Regions from separate parts of the Mus musculus genome. Here all the other regions are linked to region 2. The links are chromatin loops, found by intact Hi-C in ENCODE. Cell type or tissue: left cerebral cortex. All regions are shown on one strand.

Region 1 (2,500 bases), 140 kb after region 2:
GAGTGAGCAAATTACAAGCACAAATATCCCCTGATGCAATGCCACAACCATCCCTGGGAAAGAGCAGAGGCAGTTGCCAAAAGCGCAGCAGTAGGAAAACGGGCGGGAGACACTCGCAGGGAGCAAGAAACACTGCAGAGGCCCTGGGGAGAAATTCTGTAACTGGACCAGCGGAGGGCAAGGAGAAAGGGGGATTCCAGCAAAAGGCTGGGTAACACTAATCTTGCCTGAGAAGTACAGGCTACAACTCCGCTCCAGGAGGGGGCGAGTTCTGGATTCCTAAAACACAAACCTGTGGGGAAATCAGCCTCTTCCCCTAAAGACCAAATGCATTTAATCTACACAATCCAAGAGATAAGCAAACCCTCCCCAAAACGCCCAGGAGGCAATCTCAAGTAAAGTTGAGTTCCGACAGTAACAGTCCAAAAGAGCTCGTCCCGGGTGCTAAAATAAACCACAATCTCTGCTCCGAGTAACGTTTCCGACAGCCGCTGCTAGCCCTGGTCCCTGTTTCCGGACTCCGCACCCTTAACGTGACCCCTTTTGCATTCCCGAAGCCAGACACTAGATGCGCGTCAGTCCCCAAAGTGTGCGGGACCCACGCACACAAGGGCTCGAGTTGGATTCTCCAGACCACCCCTCGGCCCCACCCATAACCCCCAGAAGGGACACGCAGAGCTCGCCTCAGTCCCCACATACACGGACGCCCCTCCTGAAGCCTGGAGAAACGACCCCGGCGTCCTTCTGCATCCCGAACCCCACCCAAGGGCCCAGGCTGCAGTCGACCCTCAGTGTCCCGGCTCAGCACATGCCCAGCCTGAGGCAAGCCCCTCGGCTCCACAACCTCCGAAGCCCTGATACAAAATCTCTCCGCCCGCCTCGCCCCCTACGGTCCCCTCAGAAGGCGTCTCAGAAACTCCGAAGGTCACGCCCGCAGGCCCCCCACCAGGCCCCCTCTCTCAACCACCCCGGCGTCCCGTAGGCGGACAGCCACCGCCCTTCCCCGCCTCGGGAGGGACCTGCGGGGTCCCCGGCGGCCACCGCGAGAACCTGGGCGGGAGTCGTGGAGGTTAGTGAGGAGGCCGACCCTCCGATCTCAATCACAGCCGCACCTACCCGCCGCCGCCGCCGAGCCCAAGCCGGAGCCGCAGGAAGCCGGGAGAGGGCAGAGAGGAGCCGGGAGCAGCCGGGAGGAGCCGCAGAAGCCACAGACCTAGCCGGAGGGGCGGGGCACAGGGAGGTGGCCGCTTCCTCGTCGCCCTCTTGAAGGCCGGCACGAAGGCGGAGCGTGCTCGCCGTCAGCGGGTGCCGCCCCAGCCAATGGGCGCCACCGAAGGGCGGGCCGAGGCGCCGCGAACCAATCCACGCCGGCCCCTACTCCTCGCCCTCTCCGTGGAAGCAGCACGAGTGGCGGACCGTTGGCGCGGCGCGCGTCGGGGGTCTAGACTGCGGCCTCCCGCCCGCGGATGCCTCAGCGAATGGCGAGGCTCAGGCCGCCTCCGCCGTTCTGAGAGGGCCGCCGCTTCCTTTTCCAGCAGAAAGGATGCTAGTGTCAGGCGCACGCGCCTGCGTACGGGTGGGCCTGAGTGGGCCCCGCCGGCCCTGACTGGTGGGCTCTATGATGTAATCTGGGAGGGGCGGGGGCGGGGCCTTGGGTTCACTGCTAACCGCGAGGAACTGACTGGGAGCTGAGGGCGCAGCTCATAGTAGCTGCCTGAAACGTGGCTGGACCAAGTTGAGAAGGAACATTGTTGAATGCAAAACTGATTATATGGGGCCGGGCGTGGTGGCGCACGCCTTTAATCCCAGCACTCGGGAGGCAGAGGCAGGCGGATTTCTGAGTTCGAGGCCAGCCTGGTCTACAAAGTAAGGTCCAGGACAGCCAGGGCTCTACAGAGAAACCCTGTCTCGAAAAACAAACAAACAAACAAGAAAAAACTGATTATATAATTGGGAGTGTATTTAGTAACTTAAATAATTTCATGTTTCTTTTAGTTTTTTTCTTTTTTCAACGTAGTTACTTGAAAACTTAAAGATCACCTTTGTTCTGTTTTGGGTTTTTTGCACAGTGCCTCCCACCATAGCGCAGGCTGGCCTGAAATTCACTTTGCATCACCCACCTCCCTCAGAGTGATGGCAATCCCTCAGCCTCAGCCTCCTGAGTGTTGAGATTACAAATTTGAGCCGCCATACACAGCTAAAATTACCTCCTCCTACTCTCCTCTCCCCGCCCCCCTCCTCTAGAGTGTCACTACGGTCACATTATATTGCCTGTGCATAGTACTGGTCCAGAAGAAATAGTGATACCCAACTCCTTTATGCTTATTCCATGATCCACATATCTTAATCATCACAAGAGCCCTACATGGTTAATATATCCTCAGTGCCCTTTGTAGTTTTAGTTATGAGCCTTATCTTTAATAGTTTAATTTTCTCTCCAGCACTCCTCATTCTCATTATGTTAACAGGCAAGTTTAGTAACACCACAGTGTCAACAAGA
Region 2 (2,500 bases):
CAGCTGAGGACAGCAAGGAGGAGCCAAGCACAAGGAAGAAAATGGGAGACCATTTGTGGGTGGCCCAGGAATGCGTCCATTGTACAGCTCTGCCTGGGCACCATCAGGAACGAGAGGGAAACAGCCACTGAATGCACTGTTTTCCTAGACCAGAGTCTCCTTGTGAGCTCTGATCCCCAGGCACCTCCAATATATGCAAAGAGCTAACCCAGAACAGCAGCGTGACAACAGGAGGATGTTTAGATGGAACAGAGAAAAGGGACTAAAAGGAGGAGACAGAGAAAGGGGAGCAGAAGGAGAAGCAAACACAAAGGAAGCAACAGAAGCAGGAGTGGGTGGGAGCAATGCTGGTTAATACAATCCTACAATGACAAGGCCCCAAGCACAGCCTCAGAGGATATGGGCACCCGTCTCAGGACTGGGATTCGCCCAGGGGCTGCCCAGGCACAGTCAAGCCTGTGCTTTCCCAGAACTGGGGGCTTCCAGGCCTCAAAGCAGGTCTCTGACTAAGTTAGGAAAGCACAAAGCCTCTCACACAGGGATAAGATGAAACACCTGACTATCACGAGCTGTTTTCCCTGGAAAATAACTATAGGCATCACTCCCTTCAGCTGGCAGATTGCTTACTGGTCAGGGACCAACTCAGGCCACTATGATCCGTTCACATTAGGGAAGGGATTCTGTGTCATCTTCCCGCATCCTCCCACCCTCCACCCCTCCACCATGGGTTTCCCACAGGGACTATGCCTCATATGACAACTGGCCAGAGCTTATACTTACATTGCCACCTCCAGGGACATGCTTAATATTGTCCTTGGAACCACACTTGGATTGAATATGGCTGTAGCTCACTTTTTTGGATACTATCTGGACCTGGAGTGTTAGAGAATAGAAAGAGAAGGGGGGAAAAAACACAAACGGAGAGGGCTAGTTAGAACCGACACCGAGCACCACATGTGATCACAATGGTCAACAAGAGTCACTCCAACTTCTGTCCCCACTTATTACAACAGGGGTTAAAAACACAGGGAAAGGCATGTGAAAGCAAGAAAGGGAACAACACAAGACAGAAGCAGGCTGGACAGAGCTATGTGGCTGCCTCATTGCTCTGGGGGCTGCGCTGTAGTTTCTAAGACTCATACAGCAACAGGCCCCCACTGTCCACCCAAATATGGCCCTACCTTCTTGATGAGCCCCTTTTCTCTGAAAGCTGGACTCTAGCTTTTCTCAGCAAGGATACTGATGCTCTGAACCAGTTCCCAGTTGGGGCCTGGGACAGTTGCAACCTGACTCATTCCCAGAAACAAAGGCTGCTCTAAGAATTGTTGGGCAGCTGGTTAACAGCACAGATCTGATAACAACAGGAAGGAAGACACATTGTTCATCTAAAAAGGCAAATGGTCCCATGATCCTGAACCTGACACCAGGGGGCGCACAGGCAACAGACTCAGCAGCACTCACCCATCTGTTTCAGAAACTCTGATGGAGGAGGCCAGGCTTCATTTTTGTGTTTGAAGTAGGGTCTCACAATGTAGATAAGGCTCACCTGGGACCTGCTGTATACTCCACACAGGCCTCAAATTCCTGATCCTTCTGTCTCACTGTTAGCTCTACTAGGATTACAGCAAGCATATCTGGTTTTACGCCTCTCTGAATCCTTTAGATATATAATAATGTGTTGGTGAACAAAGAGACCAACCAAAATGGTGAGACAGTGATGTACAATTCAGAAGAGCACAACCTGGCTGTACTGCAACACCCTAGCCCTGGAAAGAGTAACATAGCTTATAGCTTTCAAGAAGAAAGGTCCTTCCTTCCCTCCTTTTCCTCAGAACGAGAGGCTCTTTGCAAAGGAAATGTGCTGGGCTACCAAGAGAACCTGGAACTCACGCTGAGGAACCCGAGTACCTTACCATGCTCCTTTAAGTTCTTGACTTTTTCATGACATTAACAGTGGATTGATTTTAGCCAGACAGGCGCATCTGTCTCCATACCTAGCAGCAACTTTACGGTCAGGAGACAAGGCCCTGACTTCTGAAGAAGAACCTGGGTATGATGTATTGTATGCATACTAGATGAGTTTGAAATGTTAAGGAAGTGTCTAACAGTTTCACGTTCCCTTCATCTGACTGACTACAGTGGGGTAAGAGCTCACAACTTGGTTGGCTTTCACTGGTTGATATAAAAACTGTCTGACAGCTGAGTCATTAACTAGAGGAAGGAACACAGGAAAAAGTAGGAACTAGTTAAGAACAGGAACAAAGTGGAATAGAAGGGAAAATGACTCAGGCTAGGAGAATGATGTTCCCACTTCACCTCAGAGAGGGAAACCTAAATAAAACTCACTTTCCCAGCAGGCGGTTTCTGTGCACTCGCAATGGAGCCGGCTGCTTTAGTGACTGCATTAGGTTCAGGCTTCCCAGCTGTGGTAGCTGCCTCTGTTTTTTTCTCTACTTTGGCCTGGATGGAGATAAACGGGGTTGAGGGGGAGGGGCAAGTT
Region 3 (2,500 bases), 180 kb after region 2:
AGAAGTCCTCAGGCTCGATCTGAGTCACTCTGACACAGAGCTCTGTCCCAGTGACTAGCTGCAATGCCATCCTTTGGTGATTCCCTAAACATTTCCTTTTCATACTGTACTGGTCAGGCAAGAAACAAGCTCACTAGCTGAGTTCTTTGGAAGACGAGTTGAAAGCAAGAGAAAGTTGGGAAAGAGCCGAGGACTTGGAACCGGAGAGCAAAGGCCTACTCCCACTTCCACCATTTGTTAATGAGTAACAAGAGGAACTCAGGAACTAATGGAGCATGGGTGTTCCCATTCATAAAACGTGGGCAGTCGGCATCAGCACCAAACCTACAAACAGTGGCTATGCAAAAGGCCTGGGAAACAAACCAAACCTCAAGTAAGCTGTTTAATGTGGGTGTCTCCAACTTATCTGGACTAGTGATTCTCTTTTTAAGAATTTATTTACTTCTAACAAAAAGAAAAGCCGGGCGTGGTGGTGCACGCCTTTAATCCCAGCACTTGGGAGGCAGAGGCAGGCGGATTTCTGAGTTCGAGGCCAGCCTGGTCTACAGAGTGAGTTCTAGGACAGCCAGGGATACACAGAGAAACCCTGTCTTGGAAAAAAAAAAAGAAAAAGAAAAAGCTTTAAAGAAGGAGAGCAGCATCTATATATTTCAAATTCTTGCCCCAAATTCCAAATTCTGTCAGTTTCAGCCTCCCAGGTAGTTTGTGGAGTTAGACATCAAAAAGGCTGAAGTGGGACTGGATAGCTCTGTGGTTAGGAGTACGCTGGCTGCTCTTACAGAGAACCTAGATTCAATTCCCAACAGTTGCACCTCTGCCACCACTGTCTGACTCCAGCTCCAGGGAATCTGACATCTTCACACAGACTAGAAATAATAAGTGATCTAACAAGAGCAAACTGAAGTGGATCCCTTCACTGTGTCATTCGAATACACCATAAGGGGCTGGGGTCTAACAACTAAGTTAACCTGAGCTACAAGGAAGGAAGGCCCAGGCGTCACCTCTCAGCTGCCTTCCTGGGAGGAGTTGCAAGCCCTCTGTGAGGGAACTAAACTGGGTACACCACCACCATCTTGTGGCCACAGTGTAGCTATGGCAGCAGTCAAAGTGCTGACTGAAATCTGAGAAGACAAAGGGGAGTCCTCGCAGAGGCTGACTGGAGAGCTGGGCTGGCTTCCCAGGGTCACCGGAGGGACTGTTTGTGCTGTTCTGGGAGCCCTAGTTCAGCCAGGGGCTCTGCACCTCTAGGAGTCTCTGTTTGCCCAAGGTCTTAAGGTTTTCTCACAGGATCCCAGTTCACCAGTCCTGGCCCGTCTGCTGTCAGTTTCTGCCTCAGTTATTCACCTTGTCTGGCTCTTCGGGTTTGCTTGGGATGAGTTAATGTTTAGAGCCTGGCTATTTCCCTACAGCAGGCACCCCAGCCATCTAGGCTACCTGGCTAGTCCACTGTTCACACCCACCCTGGCTATCTATAGCCCTCCCTCACTTTCCCCCCAATATTTCCTTTGAAATACCAAGCAAAACAGTTGTCAGGATAAAGACCACCTTTAGTTTCTCTCCTCCTGTTTCCCAGGGACTGGCATGTGTAACTGATGCTGGACAGCCCTCTACCACCGAGGTCCACCCCAGGCCTTGGAATCTCTTTGAGATCAGGGCGGTCCTGAATCTGATATCCTCCCACCTTGGCCCAAGTACTAAGAAATTTACATTTAAAAAACTTACTTGGTATGAACACACACACCACAGACTATATGTGGGAGCCAGAGGATAATTCATGAGTTGTTTCTCTATCATGTGGGGGATGGCCTTGAATGCCAATCCTCAGGCCTTTAGCAACCCAAGGACTAGGCTGTAAGACCACATGGAGTACTGAGAAAACTATTTTAATAGGTCCCATCATGCGACTCTGACTGACCTAGAAGGCCATTTCATCCTGTCAACCGCCTGTTTTTGGGGGATTGTTTCGGCTATTCCTAAAGGCAAACTGAATTTTTTTTATTAATATCCTCTTGAAGAAATATGGCTGGCTTAATTTAGCTATGTGACCCTGGGACCCTAAAGGCAAATGAGACTCCCAGTTGAGTATATTAGGAACTAGGCAGAGAACAAGGGTTCAAGATCACTTTTATTTGCAGAGCCTGCAACTGTTGGTTAACAATGCTAGCTATGCTGGTACAATCTGCAAGCCATTCTCCTGGAAAGCATTCAGCTAACAGAATCTCTACAAACCAGACCAGGGACCAACTGGGACATACTTCAACACGCCAGGGAAGGGGCTGCTCATTCCCTTGCTCTCCACATATTTTCAAACAAGATTTGTTTAATAGCCAAATGCAACTCAAACCCATAACAAAGCAACTAGCCATCTTCAATATCACTGATTCCCTCCCCGCCCCCAGAATAGAAAGCAGAGGGAAGAGGGGAGACTCTTCCTAAGAAAAACCTGGCTAGACCCCAATGGAGCAAAGATAGCAGAGAGGCTGGTGTCCAAGGATATCAA

The links. Peaks named below come from ENCODE experiments on the same cell type or tissue, not always from the same donor. Only the 100,000 strongest peaks of a DNase experiment are listed, where the experiment ranks them.
Region 1: a loop joins it to region 2, with 2.5 times the contacts of the local background. A loop is called at or near these places in 4 of 42 quality-filtered maps.
Region 3: a loop joins it to region 2, with 5 times the contacts of the local background. A loop is called at or near these places in 33 of 42 quality-filtered maps.

The regions. Positions count from the first base shown.
Region 1 is chr9:109,930,557-109,933,056 of GRCm38, reverse strand. It overlaps Map4 (microtubule-associated protein 4), which reads right to left and starts at 1,283. Exons shown (of 19, transcript NM_001205330.1): 1 at 1,117-1,283. In left cerebral cortex, CTCF peaks have their summits at 50, 258 and 1,173 (motif pointing right); DNase peaks (open chromatin) are centred at 556, 1,409 and 2,153; H3K4me3 peaks cover 2,019 bases; H3K27ac peaks cover 2,009 bases.
Region 2 is chr9:110,070,986-110,073,485 of GRCm38, reverse strand. Map4 (microtubule-associated protein 4) reads right to left here. Exons shown (of 19, transcript NM_001205330.1): 14 at 2,347-2,460; 15 at 781-873. Among named protein-coding and RNA genes, the nearest start is that of Dhx30, 45 kb to the left of the region's middle. In left cerebral cortex, a CTCF peak has its summit at 1,418 (motif pointing right); DNase peaks (open chromatin) are centred at 1,428 and 2,383; H3K27ac peaks cover 379 bases.
Region 3 is chr9:109,893,503-109,896,002 of GRCm38, reverse strand. It overlaps Cdc25a (cell division cycle 25A), which reads right to left. Exons shown (of 15, transcript NM_007658.3): 15 at 2,113-2,500. Among named protein-coding and RNA genes, the nearest start is that of Mir7089, 5.1 kb to the right of the region's middle. In left cerebral cortex, a CTCF peak has its summit at 1,075 (motif pointing left); DNase peaks (open chromatin) are centred at 244 and 1,059; H3K27ac peaks cover 225 bases.